2 separate regions of the Homo sapiens genome follow, and region 1 is linked to region 2. Evidence: chromatin loops called from intact Hi-C (ENCODE). Cell type or tissue: PC-9. All regions are shown on one strand. Each heading gives the region's core, and the rest is flanking DNA. Links, peaks and the distances in the headings are about the cores only.

Evidence for each region. Peaks named below come from ENCODE experiments on the same cell type or tissue, not always from the same donor. Only the 100,000 strongest peaks of a DNase experiment are listed, where the experiment ranks them.
Region 1: it touches region 2 in a loop (2.3-fold over the local background); 2 of 110 quality-filtered maps call a loop at or near these places.

The regions. Positions count from the first base shown.
Region 1 is chr5:172,310,575-172,318,018 of GRCh38, reverse strand. No RefSeq gene overlaps it. Among named protein-coding and RNA genes, the nearest start is that of UBTD2, 31 kb to the right of the region's middle. RefSeq lists enhancers at 2,090-2,179, 2,210-2,299. In PC-9, for the core only: no CTCF peak of the experiment used is centred there; DNase peaks (open chromatin) are centred at 2,578 and 3,068; H3K4me3 peaks cover 1,267 bases; H3K27ac peaks cover 2,799 bases.
Region 2 is chr5:172,406,075-172,413,518 of GRCh38, reverse strand. SH3PXD2B (SH3 and PX domains 2B) reads left to right here. Exons shown (of 13, transcript NM_001017995.3): 3 at 7,167-7,242. Among named protein-coding and RNA genes, the nearest start is that of SH3PXD2B, 45 kb to the left of the region's middle. RefSeq lists an enhancer at 317-818. In PC-9, for the core only: no CTCF peak of the experiment used is centred there; DNase peaks (open chromatin) are centred at 3,238 and 5,458; H3K27ac peaks cover 2,782 bases.

The sequences.
Region 1 (7,444 bases), core at 1,116-6,115, 95 kb after region 2:
TGCCCTCATTTTCCTTTGAGGAACCTCTTTTCCCTCTACTCTCAATCCATGTGATTTAGATGGGGCTAGCCTCACTCCTTGGTCCAAGAATGGGCATGTGAACCAGACCTCGCCAACCAGTACAGCCCAGTCTCCTGGCTACAACACGTGGCTCAGTCATGGACAGATGACCCAAGCCAAACCAATGAGACTTGATCCTTAGACCTTTGCTGGAGATTCTGAGGAAGAGGAGCTCTTTTTTTTTTTTGAGACGGAGTTTCACTCTTATTGCCCAGGCTGGAGTGCAATGCACGATCTCTGCTCACTGCAACCTCTGCCTCCTGGGTTCACCCGATTCTTCTGCCTCAGCCTCCCAAGTAGCTGGGATTACAGGCGCGAGACATCACGACCGGTTAATTTTTTGTATTTTTAGTAGAGACGGGGTTTCACCATGTTGGCCAGACTGGTCTCGAACTCCTGACCTCAGGTGATCCACCACCTCTCTCCCACTCCGCCTCCCAAAGTGCTGGGATTACAGCTGTGAGCCACCGCGCCCAACCTTGGGGAGCTCTTTTCTACTGTACTTGCCAAGCTGGCTGAATTTAGCCTACAGATGCTAGTAACCATATTGGTCATCTCAAGCGCAGAGCTTGCAGGAGAACAAAGCCTAATACAAAGGAAAGCAGAACAAAAATAGAGTGTAGGTGACACTGTTTGAAACTCTGCATCCAGCTGTGCCTGAAGGTGAATCAATGAACCAGCGATTTTCTTAAGTGACTGGGTTAAGTTTCTGTCACTGGCCACAAAAGAGTCTTAATAAACATATGGATTCAGGGAGCATGTTTATTTTCAATTTTTTTTTTTTTTTTTTTTTTTTTTGAGACGGAGTCTCACTCTGTCACCCAGGCTAGAGTGCAGTGGCGCGATCTCGGCTTACTGCAAACTCCGCCTCCCGGGTTCACGCCATTCTCCTCCCTCAGCCTCCCTAGTAGCTGGGACTACAGGCGCCTGCCACCACGCCCGGCTATTTTTTTTGTATTTTTAGTAGAGACGGGGTTTCACCGTGTTATCCAGGATGGTCTCCATCTCCTGACCTCGTGGTCCTCCCGCCTCAGCCTCCCAAAGTGCTGGGATTACAGGCGTGAGCCACCATGCCCGGCCCAATTTTTTTTTTTTTTAACCAGGCTGTTGCCGGGCACCGTGGCTTGTGCCTATAATCCCAACTCTTTGGGAGGCCGAGGTGGGCAGATCACCTGAGGTTGGGAGTTTGAGACCAGCCTGACCAACATGGAGAAACCCCATCTCTACTAAAAATACTAAATCAGCCAGGCATGGTGGCGTATGCCTGTAATCCCAGCTGCTCAGGAGGCTGAGGCTGGAGAATCGCGTGAACTCGGGAGGCGGAGGTTGCGGTGAGCCGAGATGGCGCCATTGCACTCCAGCCTGGGCAACTAAAGCAAAACTCCACCTCAAAATATATATATATAACAAAATAAAGTCAGGCTGTTAAAGGAAAAACTTGAGCTGAATTAAATTTAAGAGAGTTTAATTGAGCAAAAAACAATTCACCAATCAGGCAGCCCCAGAATCACAGTAGATTCAGAGAGACTCCAGGGATGCCTCATGGTCAGAACAAATTTATAGACAAAAAAAGGGAAGCGACATACAGAAATCAGAAGTGAGGTACAGAAACAGCCGGATTGGTTACAGGTTGGCGTTTGCCTTATTTGAACACAGTTTGAACACTCAGCAGTGTATGAGTGGTTGAAGGATGGCCACTGGGATTGGCCAGGACTCAGCTATTGTTACAGGCGCATACTCCTAAGTTAGGTTTTCAATCTTGTCTACTTACTAAGTTAGGTTGCAGTTTGTCCACAAAGACTCAAATAAAGACGTACAGAATCCTTCTCAGGCCATATGTAGTTTGGTTTCACAAGGCCTATTTAGAGATTACAAATTTCACCAAGTCCATTGAACAACTGGGTATTAAGGGCATTGTGGGGGTGTGCAGGGGACCATAAAGATGAGTAAGACTGTCCCTGACCTCAAGGTTCACCTCTAGAAGGGAATATAGACAAAGCAACTCCACTTTACAGTCATGCTGTTACCGGAAAGGGGTCTCGGTCCCCAAGAGAGGGGTCTCGGTCCCCAAGAGAGGGTTCTCGGATCTCACGCAAGAAAGAATTCAGGGAAAGTCCACAGAGTAGAGTGAAAGCAAGTTTATTAGGAAAGTAAAGGAATGAACGAATGGCTACTCTATAGACAGAGCAGCCCTGAGGGCTGCTGTTTGCCCATTTTTATGGCTATTCCCTGATGATATGCTAAACAAGGAGTGGATTATTCATGCCTCCCATTTTTAGACCATATAGGGTAACTCCCTGACATTGCCATGGCATTTGTATACTGTCATGATGCTGATGGGAGTGTAGTAGTGAGGATGACCAGAGATCACTCTCGTGGCCTTCTTGGTTTTGGTGGGTTTTTGCCGGCTTCTTCACTGCAACCTGTTTTATCAGCAAGGTCTTTATGATCTGTGTTTGTGCTGACCTCCTATCTCATCCTGTGACTCAGGATGCCTTAACAGTCTGGGAATGAAGCCCAGCAGGTCTTAGCCTCACTTTACTCAGCTCCTATTCAAGACAGAGTTGTTCTGGTTCACACACCTCTGACAATATCACGATCCGTGTTGCACTTGAGAGATTATGAGCACAGTAGAAGAACAAAGACAGGGAAGATCAATTCTGACCCAGGGTTGTCTGGGAGAGAAGGGAGTGTGGGTGCTTTAACTGTACAATAATTTCCAGACATTTAACAGTGCTCTCTTGCCTGGATTCTGGAAGTCATTCTGAGAATGCCTGTTTTCATTAGATTTTAATCACCCACAGGTCATATATTCCTTTAACGAATGCCTGATGACACCATGCAGAATGAAATGCGCTTTACTGCCTGCTTGGAATGTGTGCAGGCCTGCCTCATGGACCCCTAGAAGTTTCCTTCCAAAAGCAGTCCAGGTATGGTGAGAGGGAGGAATGGGGAGAACAGAAGCCCTATCTCTTACATACCTATACAGGGAGTGTACAACTCAGTTTGGTCCCTGGCCTCCTGTTGTCAGAGGGTGTGTAATTTCAGCTGGGTGGGGCTATGAGGTAAAGATTTCATGTCTGCCACTGCTTGGCTTTTTTTTTTTTTTTTTCTGAGACGGAGTCTCGCTCTGTCGCCCAGGCTGGAGTGCAGTGACGCGATCTCAGCTCACTGCAAGCTCCGCTTCCCAGGTTCACGCCACTGCTTGCTTTTGAAAGGTCTACCCACCCATAGCTCCAATGCATGAAACGCTTCATATAGCTTTGCTGCTTACAGCTCCTCAGTTACTCCTCACTTGCCGGGGATCAAGCCTAAGCCTTTTTTTTTTTTTTTTTTTTTTGAGATGGCATCTCACTCTGTCCCCCAGGCTGGAGTGCAGTAGCGCGATCTTGGTTCACCGCAACCTCTGCCTCCCGGGGTTCAAGCGATTCTCTCGTCTAAGCCTTCCGAGTAAAAGGGATTACAGGCACCTGACACCACACCCAGCTAATTTTTGTATGTTTAATAGAGACAAGGTTTCACCATGTTGGACAGCCTGGTCTCAAACTCCTGACCTCAAGTGATTCGCCTGCCTCAGCCTCCAGTGCTGGGATTACAGGAGTGAGCCACCTCGCCCAGCCCTAAGTCTTTTAATATGGCACACAAGGATGCTTCTTTATGAGTTAACACTGAGTACTTGGGAGACAAAGACAAATAAAACCTTTCCTACCCTCAAGTGAGAGAAACTCAACTGAGACTTACAGGAAATAAAATTTAAAACTACTGACTTACGAAACTGAAAATTCCACGGGGTAGATTCAAGCATTGCTGAATTTGGCTCAGATTATTTCTCAGGGGTTGGATTCTTCCTCTTTCTCAGCTGTATTTTCCTCTATGTTAGTGTCCCGCTTGGGTAGGCTCTCGCCAACTGGAGAGCAGCCCCAATTTTTTCCCTTTTAGGGACTCCAAGCAGCTGCAAGTTTACTTCCTCCAAAATTCATGGGCAGAAGAAAAGGCTCTTCTAAACAATTGGTTGGCAGGGCATGGTGGCTCATACCTGTAATCCCAGCACTTTGGAGGCCAAGGCAGGTGGATCACTTAAGGTCAGGAGTTTAAGGCCAGCCTGGCCAACATGGTGAAACCCTGTCTCTACTAAAAATACAAAAATTAGCTGGGTGTGGTGGCAGGTGCCTGTAATCCCAGCTACTCGGGAGGCTGAGGCAGGAGAATTGCTTGGACCCGAGAAACAGAGGTTGGAGTGAGCCAAGATCGTGCCACTGCACTCCAGTCTAGGCAACAGAGTGAGACTCCGTCTCAAAAAAAAAAAAAAAAAAACAAATTAACAATTTATTGGTTATTTGGGGAGTTGTTTCAGGAGTTTATTGTTTGTTTTTTAAAGTCCTGGATCTGCCTCTTCTTAGCTTAGTTGAATCACATGACCATCCTAGAGCAATCCTGGGTTTGGGATGCACTGATTGGCTTGAGTCTGAGACTTGGGACCACGCTGGAGTGGGGAAGAAGTGGGCTCCACCAGAATCAGATGGACTAAGAGTCATAGATGGGAGGAACTGGCTCTTCAGAGGGAATTCTGGCCTTCACTACTGGAGGAAGAATGAACGAATACTGGGCAGGCACAAACTACACAGATTAAAATCTAACCTTTATTCCACCGTGGCAATAAGTCCATTGTCTGGTCATAATGCAGAGTGTTCTGTATGGAGTCCAAAAAACTGTGTTGAAGAGCAAGACTTTGTAGAGTTTCTTCAATATTTTTCAAAGGGCACAATACTCTGATTTCTAGGATTCTTTCCAGTTATCCAGAGAAAAGTTTATCTTCTTATTTGTAGACTAGAGAAAGAAAAGTCACAAGATAATAGGAACATTCCTTAGGAAGATCCAATTCCATCTGCTCGAATTATTTGCTTAACCAGCAACCGTCTAAACTATAGCTGGGGCCAGGCGCGGTGGGTCACGCCTGTAATCCCAGCACTTTGAGAGGCCGAGGCTGGCTGATCACTTGAGGTCAGGAGTTTGAGACCAGCCTGGCCAACATGGCGAAACCCTGTCTCTACTAAAAATACAAAAATTAGCCGGGCGTGGTGGTGGGCGCCTGTAATCCCAGGTACTCAGGAGGCTGAGGCAGGAGAATCACTTGAACCTGGGAGGTGGAGGTTGCAGCGAACCGAGATCACACCATTGCACTCCAGCCTGGGTGACAGAGCAAGACTCCACCTCAAAAAAAAAAAAAAAAAAAAAACCATACTTGGGTGTCTTGAAAGGTCCCACCTGCCACATCAGAAGGGAGACCCTGTGACCAGGACTGAGTGGGTGGTTAATTTCCCCAGCATAAATGAACAATGTGGAATTCCATCATATGCATCTATCTGTTCTTTGTCATCTCCCTGAGCTTGCTCCTCCCATGGAAAGATCAAATCAGGCACTTGAACTTGGACAGCCTCCTTGCCGTGGTTTTTCAGTAAGTAGAGATGATGCCTCAATAATTAGGCAGGCTGGGGGAATCAGCCTCTCTCTTTGCTACTTGTTAGCTGAGACATTGCCCTTTCAGAGCCAAAAGCAATATTTTCATCCCTACTAACTTAGATTCCTGGCTTGCTGTAATTTAACAAATATTTTTCTAAATAGCTACCATGTATTACCATGTATTCACATTGGCCACCTGTGGTAGGTTGAACTATTTATTATTGGTCCCAGTTTTTCACCCCTCCATGTGTCCACACCTCTTGCCTGGGACTTTGCGCTCTCTCCCACCAAGTACTTCCTGGCCTTCCCCCATCCTTACATCTCCCTTCCTCCGCAGTGAGAACCCTGGCCTCCAATAATATCAATGTCTACTATCAAATCTACTCATTTGCTCAATCCTATAATATACCAAAGATAATTTTTGTGTTGTTTTGCCCATTTCAGTACAAAAATCAAATCTAATAAAACAGAAGTCAGGGTTTGTTTGCAATTTGCTTCCCAACCCCAACCCTGACCAAAACCAAGGACAAATATATAGTGTCCTCATACGGATTTGTTCTTTTCTTTCCTTCAATGTGGTTATATTATTCATCGGAAATGCTGTTAAATCAATTTGTTTTGGTTTGCTTTTAAAGACAGAATGTACTTCCCCACTCTGACTTTGGGCTTGACCATGTGACTTGCTTTGGTCAGTGGGATGTTGCCAGATGTGACGCAGCAGTGGGCCCCACCTGTGTTTCTGCAGTTGGCTGTGCCTCCTTTCTTGTACTAGTGCCTTAATCATGAGAGGACCATATTCTGCCTAGCCCAGTGGTCCAAGGAAGATGAGAGACACCTGAGGTGGGCCTGGACGCAACCCTCTGCTGGAGTGAAAGCCAACTGATTAATTAGCCTCAGCTGACCTGAAGACACATGCGGTAGCATAAATTATTTGGAAATAATTTCAAAAAATTTGTTTGAATTTCAACATATTGTTTGCAATTATTGTTAACATTTTATCCCATTGGTTCTCTCTCTCTCTTTTTTTTTTTTCAATTTTTTTTGAGACACAGTCTCACTCTGTCACCCAGGCTAGAGTGCAGTGGCGAGATCTTGGCTCACTGCAACCTCTGCCTCCCAGGTTCAAGCGATTCCCCTGCCTCAGCCTCCCTAGTAGCTAAAACTACAGGTGCGCGCCACCACGCCCAGCTAATTTTGTGTATGTGTATTTTTAGTAGAAATGGGGTTTCACCATGTTAACCAGGCTTGTCTCAAACTCCTGGCTCAAGTGATCCCCCTGCCACCCCCCGCCCTTGGCCTCCCAAAGTGCTGGGATTAGAGGTGTGAGCCACCCAGCCCAGCTCCACTGGTTCTCTTGTATGTAAATTTTGGGGAGGAAACATTTGAGAATAAGTTGCATATATCACGCATTTCTTCCCCTAAATACATCAGCATGTTTTGCCTAAGAATAAGAACATTCTCTTTTATTATATAATCACAGAGCGGTTGTTAACTTCAGGAAATTTCACACCAATACAATATATTTATCTAACCTACCATTTATATTCCAGTTCTATCAATTGACCCAATCATGTCCTTTATTGAATTGTGTCTCTTTAATCTCCTGTAATCTGAAACAGTTTCTCAGCTGTTCTTTAACTTTAATGACATTGACCTTTTTAAAAATAGAGCCCTCATGTTTATTACAGAATGTCCCTCCATTTGCATTTGACTGTTATTTCCTCATGATTCCATTCAGGCTATGCATCCCCAGTCTGAACATCGTACACGTGGTGCTCCATCACTCTCAGGGTATCCCATTCGAAGGCACAAGGTGTCCATCTGCCCCACTTTGGTGATGTTAATTTTGATCATTTGGTCAAGGTGTTGTCAATTTTTTTCTTCTCTACAGTTACTATTTTTTTCTCTTGCAACAAATAAGCAA
Region 2 (7,444 bases), core at 1,255-6,254:
ACAAATATCTAACAGGTGCTTACCGTGTACCAGTGAGGAGGTAGTGGGGCAGAAGAGAGGGCCAACAGTAGTAAGGGGGTTGAACTGAGAAAATACAGGCCTGGACTTAGGGGGAGCAGTAAGTATGGAGAGAAGCGGACAGACCGGAGGTGGTGGCAGCCTCCGTGCAGCACGTCCATCAGGACACCAGACACATTGATATTTAGACCAGCTCGTGGAGGGGCCAGAATCCTCAAAGACAACAAACCACAGATGGTAGACTAGGCCCAGGGACACCGTTGTGTTCAGGGCCCTGAAAGCCCTGCCCCAGGACCTTGTGGCTTTCTGCCAGCCTGCAGCTGCGCATGATGGCCCCAGGCCTTTCTCCACTTCCTGCTCCGGCTCCGCTGGGACTTGGGGGTTTTGTGATATTGAGGGGGTAAACCCCTCCCAAGTCCAGCCTCAATGGCTGCTGCTAACGCAAACCACGTGTGGTGGCCAGCTTCCATGGCGTGTTCTTTGGACAGCGTGTCTCGCATTCCCTCTACCGCAAGCTGATGTCTTGAAAACTGCTGATGGAGTGTTCTCTCTTTCTTCTTGGAAGCCTGTGATGTGGCAACTTGATGTGACTCCTTCTCCCTTCCTACTCCCCAAATGACTCATCTTCCTCTTCAGTTTCCAGTCCTCCTCACCCTGAGCGCCACTTCTTTTGTTATCTGGGGGGAGCGCGGGTAGTGGGTTTTCTCATTACCAAGGATGACATGGGTTAGGCTTTGAGGAGCATGCCTCTGCTCCTGCTGCTGCAGACAGCCTGGGCCTGGTCCCTTGGAGAACCTACTTCAAGGCCTTTGGATGCCTAGTGTTACAGTTCTCTGCATAGATGCAATTGGTGGCCGTAAACCTGGACACACCAAGACCAGCTCGGCAAGGAAAGCTTGCAGGGCTCTAATCCCCCAGCATCTTATCCTGAGTCCTAGTCTTTGCAACTAGCAAACTCACAGATGGCCGTTGACATTGGACACAGTGATGAAGAAAACGAAATAAAATTGGATGTGGTTTAAATAGGAGGATATTGTGATAGTCCAGCCCTGCACTGTCCGGGATGGCAGCTGCTCGTCACATGAGGGTATTTAAATGTAAATTCAAGTCAATTAAAGAAAATTTTTAAATTGAGCTCCTGAGTTGCAGGAGCAGCATTTCACCTGCTCAATAGCTACCAGGAGGCTAGTGGCCACTGGATTGGACAGCAAGATGTAGAACACCTCCATGATGGCAGAAAGTGCCAGCAGACAGCCCTGCTACAGCCACGGGGCCACCCGGGCAGTCCTGAGGGGTTTTTTGCCAACCTTAAAACACAGCCTCACAATCAAATATTATTCAGCCTTAAAAAAGAAGGAAATTCTGCCACATGCTATAAAATGGATGGAGCTTGAGGACCTTATGCTAAGTGAAATATGCCAGTCCCAAAAGGGCAAGTACTGTGTCATCCACTTATTGGAGGTAGCTACAGCAGTCAGATTCATAGAGGCAGAAAGCAGAGTAGTGGTTGCCAGGGCCCAGGGGGAGGGAGAGGGGGGAGTCACAGTTTCAGTTTTGGATGATGAAGAGGTTCCAGAGATGGATGGTGGTGATGTTTACACAACATTGTGAATGTGCTGAATGCCACTGAACTGTACACCCAAGTGTGGTTGAAATGGTAAATCTTCTCTTGTGTATATTTAACACGATTAAAAAAAAAAAACCACACAGCCTTACAGACTACTAAAAGTTATCCCCAAATAACTTTCAAAATAACATATTCAATATGGGCAGAGTGTAAGGAGCGGGGATTTCTTGCTGAGCATCTGGTGTGCTCCCCAGAGTTTCCACATAGCACTCATTTACCCAGCCCCGCCGCGGAGCAGGCTGCGTCCCTCATCCTGCAGACGGCCAAACAGGCTCAGGGATGAAGTGTCTGGCCAAAGACACACAGCTGGCATGAGGAAGCATCAGGATTGAACCCCAGGGCTGTTGGGTCCCCAGCAGTCATGTCTGTGGTTAGACTATGCAGTATTTAAACCCAGATCTGCCACCTCCAACAAATAAAACAAAGGGAGGCCTTTCAGCTCCTTGGGCCATGCTGATCTGGGTAAAATCAAGTCAGGACAAAGGGCAAGAGAGCAGCTTCTTAAGACCAGGCAGTAGAGACCCCTCTGAGGACTGAAAAACACAGCAGTGGCAGGGACTCATTGGCTGACATGTACATTCAGGCAGGGACTCCAAAGGAACCCGGAGATTGGAAATAGTCATGTTAGGGTGGACAGATTACTGGTGCATTCTTTAAAAAAAAAAAAGTTCCCTTTAATGGTGTTTCATTGTCTTAACAAATAAAATTGAGAAGGGAAAAAGTAGATAGTGTTAGGCAAAAACCTATAAATCTCTAACATACTCCACAGCTGAGACTGATTAATGGCTCTGCTTTCGAAAAGAAAGCATGCTGTTCACATGTGCACAGAATATTAAACTTACCTCATCTCAGGCTGACTTTTGTGTTCACGTGACACTCTGAAGCTGCCTCAAAGAGTGGTCTTAGGCAAAAAGAATGGAATTTAGACAAAGATGCATGGACTGGCTGGACACACCACTTAGCTGTGTGACTTCAGGCAAGTTCACTGCCCTCTCTGCTTCTCAGTTACCTCATCTGTGACAAGGGGAATGTAACATTTATGTCACAGAGTTACTGTCAAGGTCACATGAAATCGTATATGAGAGGACATGTTCACTGTGAACTGTTATATACGTGTTAGTTGTGATTACTAATTATTATTTAGTATTAGTAATGTGAATATTATTCCTCAGAGTTACTTAGCAAACATCTCCTGAAGTTGCCTCCCAAAGCGTTTGCTCAGTTGCGTTCATTGGTTCAGCCAATTTTTTTTTAATCAGTAAACTTTAGTTTTTAGAGAAGTTTTAGGTTCTCAGAAAAATTGACTGGAAAGTACAGAGCATAGCCCCTTGTCCTCGCCACTCACAACCTCTCTTCATCGACATCAAGTTCAGCCCGTTTTTATTGAGCATCTACTATGTGCTGGCATTGAAGAGCTCTTGGATTCACAAAAAGAAGGCTGCCTTTTCCAGCAAGTCCCCACTGTGGCCTCACCTGTCTCTGAATGACAGTGGACCAAGCATTTCCACCTCACCAGGCAACAGAACAGGGGACAATGACTCAAAACCACAAATAAAACCACATGTTTAAAATACTGGCAAGGATGTAGAGAAAAGGGAACTCTTACACACAGTTGGTGGGAACGTAAACTAGTATAGCCACCATGGGAAACAATGTAGAGGTTCCTCAAAACACTGCAAAGAGAACTTCCATATGATTCAGCAATCCCACCACTAGGCATTTATCCAAAGGAAAGGAAATCAGTATATCTAAGAGATAATACATCCCATGTTGATTGCAGCTCTAGTCACAGCAGCCAAGGTGTGGAATCAGCCTAAGTACCCATCAGCAGATGAATGGATAAAGAAATTGTGGTATGGGCCGGGCACAGTGGCTCATGCCTGTAATCCCAGCACTTTGGGAGGCCGGGGCAGGTGGATCACCTGAGGTCAGGAGTTCAAGACTAGCCTGACCAAGATGGTGAAACCCCGTCTGTACTAAAAATACAAAAATTAGCCAGGTGTGGTGACCCATGCCTGTAATCTCAGCTACCGGGGAGGCTGAGGCAGGAGAATCGCTTGAACCCAGGAGGCGGAGGCTGCAGTGAGCCAAGATCGTGCCATTGCACTCCAGCCTGGGCAACAAGAGCGAAATTCTGTCTCAAAATAAAGAAAAGAAAAGAAAAAGAAAAAGAAAATGTGGTATGCATACACAATTGAATACTATTCAGCCATCAAAAATAAGGAAATCCTGTCATTTGCAGCAACATAGATGCCACTGGAGGACATTATGTTAAGTGAAATAAGCCAGGAACATAAAGTTCTCACTTACATGTGGAAGCTAAAAAAGTTGATCTCATAAAGTGAAAAGTAGCACAGAGGATAACTAGAGGCTGGGGAGGGTAGGGGGAAGTGGGGAGATAGGGAGAGATTTGTAAAAGGAAACAAAATCACAGCTAAATAGGAGGAATAAGTTCTAGTGTTTTGAGTGTTTTTGGTTTTGTTTTTGTTTTGAGACAGAGTTTTGCTCTTGTTGTCCAGGCTGTAGTGCAATGGCGCGGTCTCGGCTCGCTGCAACCTCCACCTCCCAGGTTCAAGCAATTCTCCTGCCTCAGTCTCCCTAGTAGCTGGGATTACAGGTGCCCGCCACCACGCCCAGCTAATTTTTTTGTATTTTTAGTGGAGAGGGGGTTTCACTGTTAGTCAGGCTGGTCTCGATCTCCTGACCTCAGGCCATCCACCCACCTCGGCCTCTCAGAGTGCTGGGGTTACAGGTGTGAGCCACCGCGCCTGGCCAGTTCTAGTGTTTTATAGTACTGTGGGATGACTATAGTTAACAATAGCGTATTATATAGTTTCAGATAGCTGGAAAGAAAACATTGAATATTTCTAACACAAATAAATGATACATGTTTGAGATGATGAATGTGTAAATATGCTGATCTGATCACTACATATTATGTGAATCAACATTACTAATGTACCCCATGAATATATACAATTATTATGTGTCAATTAAAAATTAAATTTTAGAAATTTAAAAATTAAAATAAACTAGAAAGTGAAAACCCAGGCCAGGCGTGGTGGCTCATGTCTGTAATCCCAGCAGTTTGAGAGGCCGAGGCAGGCAGATCACCTGAGGTTAGGAGTTCGAGACCAGCCTGGCCAACATGGTAAAACCCCGTCTCTACTAAAAATAAAGTTAGGCAGGCGCCTGTAATCCCAACTACTTGGGAGGCTGAGGCAGGAGAATTTCTTGAACCTGGGAGGTGGAGGTTGCAGTGAACCAAGACCATGCCATTGCACCCCAGCCTGGGCAACAAGAGGGAAACTCCATCTCAAAAAAAAAAAAAAAAAAAAAGTGATAACCCAAAGCACACAAAAGAAAGGCAGTAATTAAGATAAGAAATTGACAGCCTGAGCAACATGGCAAAAGCCATCTGTACAAAATACAAAAAAATTAGCTGAGCATGGTGGCACACGCCTATAGTCCCAGCTGCTCTGGAGGCTGAGATGGGAGGATCACCTGAGCCCAGGGAGATTGAGGCTGCAGTGAGCCATGATTGTGCCACCGCACTCCAGCCTGGGTGACAGAGCAAGACCCTGTCTCAAAAAAGAAAAGAAATTGAGAACAGAAAAAGAATAAAGAAAATCAGTGAAACTAAAAGCAAGTTCTTTGAAACGATAAAGATTAATAAACCTGTAGCTAGCGACCAAGGGAAAAAAGAGAGAAGGAAAAAAAAAAACCCACAGTTTAAAAGTTTAAAGACTTCTGGGGCAAGGCCGTGCATTCCAGCAGCTTCCAGGATGCGCAGCCAAGCTGAGGCTGACTCACCTGCCCAGGGCATCGTGTAGAACAGCACCAAAGAGGCCGGGAGCTCCAGCCTGGGAAAGCAGCCCTGGCCTTTTTAATTGTCTTTGTAGCATTTCAGAGGCGAGGTGATTTGATGATAAAGAAGCAAGTGGTCTTCAGTCTCTGGCCCCTCCGCTTTGTTGGCTACAGGCCTTCAGTTTCCTGGACAGTCAGGTCCACCTTAAAGCAATGATCGAGGATTTAATGAGGGAATGTTTCTAAAGAATCTAGCCCATGTCTGGCAGATAGTAGGTGTTTCGTATACATATCTCTGTTCTCTCCCACTTCGGGTCCTCCCCTCCCTCCCCAAATGCCTACACAATAGCTGGTGTATTTCTCCTGGACTTTTCAAAGTTTCTTTTATTCCATGAGAGGGACAGATCTCAAGTGCCAGAGTGACTTTCCTGTGGGCAGGCTTTTCACATTCCAGCCATTACTCCACAAGGCTTGGGACTTTCTCCCTCACCATCTGCTTTGATTCCTTGACCCGTGTACTAAACAGGGTAGGTTAAGATGCTGCTTATGCAGATAACCTCACTATACAACCAGAGCATCTTGGCATAGCTCACTCAGGCCACATGTCCAGCAGAGGTCACTGGGGTCTTTGGACCTCATCCCATGACCGCGGCCAGCAGAGAAGCCAGGCTCTGGAGAGTGGCCAATCCCCATGGAAGAGGGAAATAGCAAGTGGGAAAGCATCCACCAGTCATCATCTTCCACCCTGAAGTGACACATGTCTCCAGCTCACATGGATTGGCCACATCCTACTTCAAGGGACTGGGGAAAGTACAAATCTACCATGTGCTCAGAAGAAGAACCAGAAATATTTGACAACAGCGTTAATGACTTCCGCAGCCCAGCTTTAATCCATAAAATAACGCTGCAAGTCAGTGTCCTTATGGCAGACTTAAAGATGAGGTCCTAAAAGGTTTTGTCACTTTCCTAAGACCCCATGGGGAGTAAGAAGCAGATCCTCGTGATTTTGTATGCCAAATCCGATATTTCACATGAAGTCCCTGAAGCTTTCAGAGATACGTTTATGGTACTATGAAAGGTTTTTGTTTTGGGGACTCTGCCCTCTTGTACCTCTACCCCCACAGCAGCCTACACCTCCCTCTCTTTGCACCACCTTTTAATGATCAGTTCTCTTCTCAGTCCCCTCTCTAGATTATGAATCTTTTCCTCGCTGTCTCCTGTTCCTCTAGCACAGAGCCAGGCCCAAAGCTATCTGTTGAGCCGACCTGAAGAATTCTTCCTGGGTCAGGGGAATATAGTGCCCTCATAAGCATGAACCGAACCACATTGATTGGATGCTAATGATTTATTCCTTACCTCAACCCAGAAATACTTAGGAGCAGGATGACCTGCTGTCCATGAAATCCTGGTGGCCCTGAGAGTGTTGTTCACGTTTCAGATCCTGTGGATGGAGAACCCCAGGAAAGCCGGGAATGGTCTCTCCTAACTCTGAACCTTCACAAATCTGGCGGCTGTGGATATAAACATTGTTTTCATGGGGTTTCTAGGTCCAACTGAAATTGCCTTTCCCATTAGTTTGGGTTTCTGGAAAGCTGAACGCAGTGAACTTTTAGTATATCACATCACATATTTCACATAATTTCTTTAAAATGTCCTAGATGATGTTTAGTGCATTATGAAAGGTTTTTGTTTTTGGTATTCGCCCCCCACTTAGATGCAGATGTTGGACAAATTTCCCATGGAAGGAGGACAGAAGGACCCCAAGCAGCGGATCATCCCCTTTCTGCCAGGTAGGTGAGATGGGTGCTCTCAGACTGGGACACTGGGGGCTCTGTTACAGTTCCCAGAGCCCTTGGGACAGTTTATCAGCTTGTCTTCCTTTATCAGGGGACACCATCCCACTGACCAGAATCTCAGCCATTTGTAGAAATTAACCCATTTATGCCGGAGGTTGCAATTTTTTGTATTTTTACATGAGTGAAAAATCAGACC